2 separate regions of the Mus musculus genome follow, and region 2 is linked to region 1. The links are chromatin loops, found by intact Hi-C in ENCODE. Cell type or tissue: left cerebral cortex. All regions are shown on one strand.

Region 1 (5,000 bases):
GGAGAAGAGAAATAGGTGGGGTTGAGTTTTGGCAGGCTTAGAGGACAGAGCAGAGGGGAAAAGAGGGATGGAGAGTTGCCATGGGGTAGAAGAAGACTGTGCAGGAGAGGAGAAAGGAGAGCCATCATGGGTCAGTTGAACCATAAAAAACATGGCCATGTGAGCTCGCCAATTGGAGCTAAGAGTAGCCCAGATGAAACAGAAATAGTAAGTAATAATTTGGTGTAATCGATAGGGAAACAGATTTTAAGAGCATGAAGGGCAGGCAGCTATCTTGTTATTATGTTGCCTGAGGCATACTTAAAACTATGAAGGCTGTGTGTGTGTGTGTGCCTTTTACCTGCGAACATAAATGGTCAAAGGCAGGTAGAAACCCCAGGCTGGGATTTTAAATATTTCTTTTATTACAATGACACACTCAGAGCGCTCCTGTTCTGGGGTTTGGGTTGATTGGCCTTCTGTCCAGAGATCCACCTTTGGTAGAGCACCTGCTTTCTGGGGTAAACATGGTAAGATTGATGACTGCTCCTTTCTTTACTGTGGCCTGTGCTCGATGTCTCCTGTCAACTTGTATTAGAAGAAAGCCTTGCTTTCCTTTGGATGCTTTTCGTGACTACAAAGCATCTTGAAAACACTAAGATTGCTCAGAAAAGCTCATGGCTTTCAGGGGTCACAGTTTTCTGCCTCATCCTGTCAGGAGATGGGGCATTGATAGCAAAGGATGTGTAAGTTCCTTTCCTCACACCTGTGCATGGACGTTGATGCACGGTCTCCTGCTTGGTATCTAACTTTGATTTGAGAGTAGAGGAGGGTCAAGAGCTTCCTGTCTCCTCTGATCTTACCCGTCACCCCTTTATAACTTAAGCCTGCTTACAACTGAGTCTAGTCTATGTTTTAGAGTAATGAGGTCAAATCTGGTGATTTTCCTATGCCTATAACGGTGTTTGTTTTGTTTGTTTGTTTGCTTGCTTGCTTGCTTGCTTTTCCAAGTCCAAGGGCACAGCCCAGTGGATCAGACCCACGTGACATTTGCTTCCTACTTCTGAGTACTTGGCCCTAAAGCAGGACCAGTCTGATTCTGACACAGGTATACTACTAAGTGGGACAAATTACGGCTGTGAGTAGTGTAGACATAGGGGGCAGGGTTTAGCTCTCTCCATTCTGCTCCCTAGGACACAGGTGTAGACAGCTAAGCCACACAGGCTTCTGGAGCCCATGTGAATACAAGCCACTGCTGTGATGACAGAGCAGACAGCTGGCTGTTACTGGTCATATTGGCCCAGCTCACATAGCCACACTGTGTGGGTGAGAGAGAAACTTTCAGGTCTTGCATATTGAATTATTGCTTTACATGTGTGCACACAGCCTAGCACACATTGGAAACAGAACAACATTAGTGCTGTGAACAGTAGTGCTGGCATCCAAGGCCCTGGGAGTCACATGGATTGTGCCTCTGATTTCTGTCAAGTGTTCCTAGCACTTTCTTCTCATCTGTCCCCTTTCCTCCCCTTTCTCTTCTTGTAGACTCAGGCACCTCTGCAAGAGAAAGCAAAAGGAACTCTCACTGCCTGATTGAGAGGTCGGATCTTTTTGCAGAGGACCTCGGTTAGGTTCACAGAACCCACATGGAAACTCACAATTGTCTAACTCCGGTTCCAATTCAATTCCCAGTCTAGTCTTCATGGGTGTTACATGCGTGTTGTGCAATACAAACATGCAGGGGGAAGCAACCAGACACATAAAATTAAAATAGTTACTGTATTTTCATTTCATTTTTGAGAAATTAGCTAGTCTTATCAAAATAATTCAGATGTCTGTCATTTAAAATAACCCCTCATCCTTCGTCTGATTAGCCTGCCCTGGACTGAACCCCTTGGTGTGAGCGCTCACCTCACCCTCTTTTTCCTCTTAGAGCTGTCGCCAGCATAGGCTCCTGAGCCATTTGTGTATTTGATGCCTGTTCTAAGCAGGGCTGGCCACATCCTTGGTTTGTCAAGTGTCTGCCAGGTCCAGCAGTAATCAGCTCATCATAATTTCTGAAAACATCCCTCAGCTAAGCACATGGGCTCTTGAACTAATGCCTTCATGAGATACTTAAAGATATCCCTCCATAGCACTTTGGAACCCTCAACATTTTCTGCAAAATTTTCTGCCCCATGTGGAACATGGCACTAGCCTTGCTGGTGTGTGTGTGTGTGTGTGTGTGTGTGTGTGTGTGTGTGTGTGTGTATGTCTGTCTGTCTGTCCGTCTGTCTGTCTATAGAGAGGGAAACCTTGCACAGCTCCCCAGCCCCTGCATGAAGCACAGAGCTAGAGGAGCTGCTATGGGGTGGAGGGTCCTGTGCAGCTCCCCAGCATCTGCGTTCGCTTCACTTGGCAACCTTAGACTTGAGTCTAAAAATGTTCAGCGGAACTTTCCAAAAAAGCCTCTGTGGCAGCCGGATATTTAAGGTAGCAGATTTGTGATGGAGTGTGGGCAGGTTGCTAGGCAACCATGACTCCTCCAGGTCCAGCCCTTGTATCTCTAGGCAGAGAGCAGGGAGGAGCATAGCCTGGCTGTCACTCCCTAGGCAAGGCTCTGTTTGGGCATACACAGAACCTGATGTAGAAGAGAGGTGTCTCAGCATGTGGACAGAGGAACATCCCGAGGCCATGGGTTTCCAGGGTGTAAAAGCTGCATTGCAGGTGATTTTTATAATGAGAAACTTAGCTGGTTCCTTTGAGCTCCCTGTTGTTCAAAGGGTCACACATAGGCTTCTGATCCTTGAGGAACCCTGCATGCTGGGAATTGCTGGCTCCCAGAAAGGGTGCCAACTCACAGAGCTTACCCGTGGTCCTGAAGTAATTGCCCCCTCCATGGCTGACGTCAGGCTAGGCCCCCAGTGTCACCAGCTGTGGAGCAAGGAGACAAAGAGTGGATATTGCTATAGCTTTCCATGACTTGGAATGGCACAGGAGGTGAGCAGCTGAGAGCAAGGGCAGGAGGAACAGAAGGGGCAGTTACAGGGATGCTTCATCTGCTGATCGTGTTTGCTTTAATATAATTGTTCTCAGTGTAACCTGGCAAAATCCAATTGTTAGTCATGTCTCCGTGTGACACTCAGCTGCTGAAGTTTCTGAGCACAATGTGCACTGGCTACACCCAACAGAAGGTCATAGTCATTAGTGGGAGGCAACTCCTTCCCTTCCTCTGAGAAGGCAGAGACTTCTGCCCCTGCGAGTGCAAGCATGCACACATGCACATATGCACAACACACACACACACACACAAACACACACGAGTCACCTTCTGCATACACACATATACAAAAACACACCAGAGTCACATTCTACACACACACACACACACACACACACACACACACACAAACATATAAGAGTCACCTTATGCACACACATACACACACAAACATACAAGAGTCACCTTCTACACACACACATATCAGAGTCACACACACACACACACACAAACATACAAGAGTCACCTTCTACACACACACATATCAGAGTCACACACACACACACAAATAAACATACAAGATTCACCTCTACACACACACACACATACATATCAGAGTCACCTATACACATACACACACAAACATACAAGAGTCACCTTCTACACACACACATATCAGAGTCACCTACACAAACACACACACAAATAAACATACAAGGTTCACCTTCTACACACACACATACATATCAGAGTCACCTACATACATACACACACAAACATACAAGAGTCACCTTCTACACACACATACATGCACACACATACATGCACACACATATCAGAGTCACCTACACAATATGCACACAAACATACAAGAGTCATCTTCTACATACACACACACACACACACACACACACACGAGCACACATACATGCACAAGCACACACACACACATCAGAGTCCACCCCTTTCAGTGCACAGGTCCTAAGGCTGTTGAGGCTCTGTGGTCTAGTCTAGCTCCCATCACCCCATGGCATACATGGTAACAGAGAGACCTGGGCCTTGAGGGTAAATACTGTCATCCTCACCTCTGTGAGAACACATAGGATGCATAGGAGGTGAGATGCTGAGAGAAGAGCCTGGAAGCTCTCAACTGGAACCTCTCCGAGCTTCTCTGCCTTGTTGCTGCCCAGTTCTTATCTTTTCCGCTCCCCAGGTACCTACCTCAGACTTTGTCCCTTATGTCATGTGACTGGGGCTGCCTCCTTTTTGGATGTTTGCAAAATTATAGACCAGGCATCTACTACAGGGCCTTGGCTGCTTTCTCTCCCCTGACACTTGGCTTCTGACTACAAAAGTCTTGTGTTCCTGACACGGTGCCATTTGTTCCCTCCCTCCTGCCACTTCTCTGCTTCTGTAGCTCTGGTCTCCTTAGCTCATCTCCCATGCTCTTTCCTGTCTGTGTTCCATCTAGATTCCTTAGCTGTGCACTCAACATGCTTCTAGGGTCTTCTTCTAGCCTGTCTTCCCTCTGCTAGCACAATGGTATAGGGTTTGGGTTCCAGGGTAGAGCAGACATTGGACTTGAGAGCTAAGGCATCTCATCTTAGACCAGCAGACCTTCTCCCAAGTTCTCAAGTTCCATCTTCTCTCGTCCAGTAAGCCAAAATATTCAGGTTCTGCTGCCCCAAGCTTCCTTGACAACGGGCTCTTCCATTCCAGTTGAGTACCTGTGCTCTCTCTAAGGGCACCAGCAGCCTCCCACCACTAGAGTAGTCACTAGAGCACCTCCAGACACTCATGAACTGGATCTGTCTTTCTGGTTATATGTGCTGTGCTATGTGTACATTATACATATTAACTATATGTAGGTTATACATATTGACCTTACCAAGCAACACTGTCTTCCTCTCTTCATCAGGCCAGCAGAAGTCTGATTTTCTCTTAAAAAAAATGGTGACCTAGAAAACACAAGTGATTGAAAATCAAAGGAAGTTTTTACGAAGGTTTCAAGTTTACAAAACACCAGGGAAAGAATCTGTTA
Region 2 (5,000 bases), 66 kb before region 1:
ACCTGTGTCAACTTTACCCCAGGCTGTACCCTTTCATCCCTGGGTACAGCCTGGAGTAAAGTCATTACATCAGGTGCCTCTACTCTACTTATTCATTACTCCAAGGCCCACTCTCCATTGTCATTCTTAACCCAGACTCCACTCTTCCATGTAAGCATTATTTCAGGTCTCACTCTGTATTTCTTTTTTTTTTAATATTTATTTTATTTATATGAGCACACTGTAGCTGTCTTCCCACACACCAGAAAAGGGCACCAGATCTCATTCTAGATAGTTGTGAGCCACCATGTGGTTGCTGGGAATTGAACTCAAGACCTCTGGAAGACCAGTAAGTGCTCTTAACCACTGAGCCATCTCTCCAGCCTTTGATCTTGTATTTCATTATAACTTCAGCTCCTTCTCCCACTTCATCATTACCTCAGGCCCCACCCTTCCACTTCAATATTATCTGGGGGTCCTTTCTACTTATGGAAACTGTAGTGGGTGGATTCATTAACCATGGATTCTGGGCAATGATACAACACCAGAAGAAGGTAAAGCAGAAATGTACTCCATTAGTAAGCAGGGGAGAGGGACATAGCATTAGCTATCATTTTTTTTTTTTTGGACTTTGAGTCAGTTGTTTTAATGACTGGAGACTCTACTTCTGTGGTCTTCAATGAACTAGGAAACATCTAGAGAGCAAGGAGCCACTGATAAGACATTTTAGTGAACAAAGTGTAGATCCCAGATCTGAGTCCCGCTTGCATCATTTCTCTGTGGTATCATTATGAGATACTCCAGAGCCTGATATGGACTGCTGAGTGATTAGCAGGGAGTAGTGCCAGTAGCCTGGTGACCAAGACAGGAGGTACTAATTCTCTCTTGGCTCTGGAGGCCAGACTCTGAACGTGAGGTACAAGCTGAGGGAATGGTTCATTCTGTAGTTTCTAGGGGTCCATTCCACGCCTCTTTACACAACCTGGTGGTGACTGGAGATCCTGGTGTTCTTTGGCTATAGAACCATCAGTCTAGTTAATTTGCCTGTCTTCACGTTGATGTCAGTGTCCTGGGATGCTTGTCATTGGTCTTCCCTAATTAGAGAGTGATCTCATCTCAAGGTCCATAATTATGTCTACAAAGACTTATTTCCAATAATATGGTATTCTGAGGACCCAAGTGGACATAGCTTTGCAGGGTGGGCGTGGAGGAAGGCATTTAACCTACTCCAGTGGTGAAGGCAACCTCCTTGCTGAGCACATCCTATTGCAGGAGCTTACTTTCCTGAAAGAGGTCTTCAGTGTCCACTGAGAGGAAGCATATGTATGTATAGTTAGTTATTCCTTCCAGTAACCTGCTGTGTTGATGGGGCAGACTGAAGAAGATCTGTATTGGTTTACTGGGTTTTTTTAAAAAAATATTTAATTATTTATTTTATGTATATGAGTACATTGTAGCTGTCTTCAGATGCACCAGAAGAGGACATCAGATCCCATCACAGCTGGCTGTGAGCCACCATGTGGTTGCTGGGAATTGAATTCAGGACCTCTCCAAGAGCAGTTGGTGCTCTTTAACTGCTGGGTTATTTCTCCAGCCCAGATTTACTGTACGCATATCATGAATATTAAAGCAAGGTTTTGCTGTGGCTACTCCTTTACACTGAGTAACCTCAACACAGATTCCCCACTGGGGTCCGGAAGCACATTCCCTCAGACCAGTAGCAGCACACTATAAACTTTGCAGCTTAAATGGTTGAGCCACAACGTACTTTAAAGGAGTATGTTAGTCTAATTTGGTCCAAACATAGTGTGTCCTGTCCTAAGCCAGTACTATGAATAGTGAATTGTCTAGCAGAAACCCTGCCTTTTCCAAGTGAGCTGTCAGGCCACTGGAGTAATTCAGGGAGATCCAGGGAGGTTTTTCTAGGACAGTATTTCTGAATGTCTCCTGCAGTATTTGCACAGTGGCCAGGCTCAATGGCTATTCTCTTATCCTTGGTCATCACCAGCCACTGTCTCTGTAGACATGTCGGTGGAGGAATCCAAAGCTCTAATAAACCCAAGCTCTTTGGTTATTCTGCATGTGCTTTTAGAGAAAGTTACTTTGCTATTATGAGGTTTTAGGCATAGTCCTTTGGCCATCCACTGGGCACATAAGGTTCTCATTATCTTTACCAGATCACACCCTTAACTCTACTAGGATTCTTGTGTGTAATGTTTGCCTCCTCGGGTGGAGTTTCTGTACTTCAAACATAAGTGATCAGGTTATTTTCTACCAGGACACCTGCAACTGAAGCAGGTGTAAGGATGTGTAGATGCCAGCGGTCTCTGGTCTGCCCTCCCATTCCCCCTCCTGCTTACAGTTGGTTCTTAGCCCAGTCCGGTATACTGAAAGATTGGAGTGGAAGGCTTGCCTCTTTCCCCTGCAACTTCTCAGATGCCAGGGCGCTTGGAATCTTCAGCATGAGTTGCTCGTGTAGACGGGCCTCTCCGAACACCCTGCCCACTCACTTTTATGAAGACCTGTGTCGTCAGCTCTGTGACGCTTCGTAGGAAGTTGCCCATTTATGGCTACTAGAGCAAATGATATCATCACAATAGGTGGCTCCTGTCTAAATAGGGATCGTTTGTGAAATGAGATTATAGGCATTTATCTGAAAGAGCAAGAGACAGAGCACCTGCTCTCCGTAATTGCTGTCCCGGGGGACAGCACTGTGCTCTAATCAAGGCGTCCATCTCCATGGCTAATTTTGTTACCAGCAGAGAGCTTGCGTTTAGCGCTCAGTGCCAGGCAGCCCCCATATCCACATGGAATCCACTCCAGATCCATGTTTTCTATTACGCTTGAATATATGGGACATGCATAGGGATCCTATGCCCGCCACCGTGCTGCAGTGTGCCTGTTTTGCAGAGTACCGTGGATGCCTAGTCCAAGCCGAGGCTGACTGGAGCTGTGACCACTCACTTGGTCACCCTGGCCTCCTCCTTCCTTTGCAGCGAGGTTGAAGTGCCTCTGCGTGCATAGCTTCCCATCTGCTGTGGAGCTGCCTTGCACTTCACATTCGGATGCTGCAAGGCGTGCAGCAGGAGTCTCGCTTCGGTAAGTCAAAGGTGACTCATTTCTCACTTTCCCTGTGTCTTGGATGTAGACTTTACTAGTTCCGTGGCCTCTGGGAAATGATACTTAACTGATCAGCACTCGACCAGCTAAACCGACAGCTGCTTACCTCTCTGTACTTTGCAGCATGTTTTTTTTTTTTTATGTTTTTTTTTTTTCTTTCATTGCTCTGTTTCATAGACCTAGGGTTGTACTGCTTTCGTAAGTGAAATACTCATGTCTTGATAGATGGTAGTGACAGCCAGGAGACAGCACTGCAATCCAGGGAGCATCCTCCATTCTCTGGGGGGACTTGGGGGAGATGGTCTTGCACAGCAATCCAGGACCATAGCATTGTCCTAGGCAGACAAGTTCTGTCTCTAATTAACCATCATTTCGATAGTCACCAGATACTGGAGCAGTCTGTAATGCAAGCACTGTTTTGGCTGGCTCTCCTTTTATTTCAGCAAAGATGTGGCAACTGGGCTGTGGGTTCCGTGATCCCCTGGGAATGAGTAAATCCAGGGACCTTAGGTCATTAAACCTGTGTTTCATAGGCTAGCAAGAGAGAGAAGCCTGCGGAGAGGGCTTCCTTTGTGTGGCTGAGTGCAGTAAAGGGTTTTGAGCTCTTCCCAGCTGCAGTTGAATAGGATGAAAGAGGGGAGAGGTGCTGGGATGGACACCCGCTGGGAAGAGCTGTCTGTGCCCGGTCTTTATAACCAAAGCCCCTTCCAAAGCACTAATTTCGCGCTTACCCCAAGTAGCCCTCCTTGGCTTTGTAGGAGGAGATGGTGTGCAAGTGTCATGGACTTGCTGAGCTTTTGAATAAAGCGTGCTTTGGAGTGCACAGTCTGACAGGGAGCTCTGAGAACCCAGCCAACTGCTTCACACCAGCCAGGAAGGTTTTTTTTTTTTTTCCCCTTTGCAGCGAGGAACTGTGTAGCTGGTCCAGCTGATGTGGCTGGTCCCCAGCCTCCTCTGGGTGAGCGAGCCACAGGGATGAAGATGAGGTGTGCCTGGTGTGGTCTTTCTCCGCACACTTCCTTCTCACTCTGCCTTGACATGTTCCGTTTTATTCTTGCTTTCCCTCTGGAAAGGAAACACTCCTCTCCAAAGAGCACGGCCACATCTGGCCACATCTGGCCCCTTCCGGGCACCGAAGAGACTTGTTGTTGCCTCCGCATCTGGGTAGTCGCTGGCTGTACACATTCCCCGTTATAAATGGCTGAGTTTTCACAGGGAGGACTTGCACGCTGCAAAGGACTGAGCATGTCCAGAGGGAAGCTGCCATTGGCTTCCGCGTTTCCAGGTGGATATCGACTGCTTCATTCATAATTCTATCCCCAGAGCTCAGGTCTGTCACCTTCCAGGAGCTCAGTGTCCAGGAGGAATTTTGTAGCCTTAAGTCTATTCCCAGGTGAGGGTCAGTCCATTCGACTTTACCCAGCCCTTTAAATTATGCTTCATCGAGCAACAAGTATTTTATTACCCACAACCACCCATCACCCTTGCCCTTCACCCGAGAGAGCTCACAGGACCACACTCGACATCCCAGTACTGCATGGATGTCCCAGCCTTTGGTTGGATTTGTAGCCCAAGTTGAAGGTTGCTGCTGGAAGTAAGCCTAGAGAGACGTTTAGATCACAGCACAGTTAGACATCTGCTAGAGAAGCAGGCCACTGGCTCTTTCCCTAAGTTTAAACCCCGCCTTTACATGTATCCATTACTCAGTGCTAAGTGTATTTAAGTAATGTGTACTTTTTTTTTTTAAATCGAATCAGTTCAATATAATTAAAGCAGAAGGTGGGGCAGTAGAAATGAAGTATGACTTTGTGACAGTGTTCACCCACATGTAACCACAGCATGTGCACACAGGTCTCTGGCAGACATTTCACAGCCCTGCTGTGATGCTGTTTGAGGCCTCT

Evidence for each region. Hi-C counts contacts between places; a loop is a spot of excess contacts. Peaks named below come from ENCODE experiments on the same cell type or tissue, not always from the same donor. Only the 100,000 strongest peaks of a DNase experiment are listed, where the experiment ranks them.
Region 2: a loop joins it to region 1, with 2.2 times the contacts of the local background. A loop is called at or near these places in 2 of 42 quality-filtered maps.

The regions. Positions count from the first base shown.
Region 1 is chr8:14,445,016-14,450,015 of GRCm38, forward strand. All of the region lies in intron 3 of Dlgap2 (DLG associated protein 2), which reads left to right. Among named protein-coding and RNA genes, the nearest start is that of Gm26184, 170 kb to the left of the region's middle. In left cerebral cortex, no CTCF peak of the experiment used is centred here; a DNase peak (open chromatin) is centred at 2,469; H3K27ac peaks cover 1,260 bases.
Region 2 is chr8:14,379,111-14,384,110 of GRCm38, forward strand. The region is part of intron 3 of Dlgap2 (DLG associated protein 2); the gene reads left to right. Among named protein-coding and RNA genes, the nearest start is that of Gm26184, 110 kb to the left of the region's middle. In left cerebral cortex, no CTCF peak of the experiment used is centred here; DNase peaks (open chromatin) are centred at 2,553, 2,791, 3,714, 3,896 and 2 more places; H3K4me3 peaks cover 2,522 bases; H3K27ac peaks cover 1,781 bases.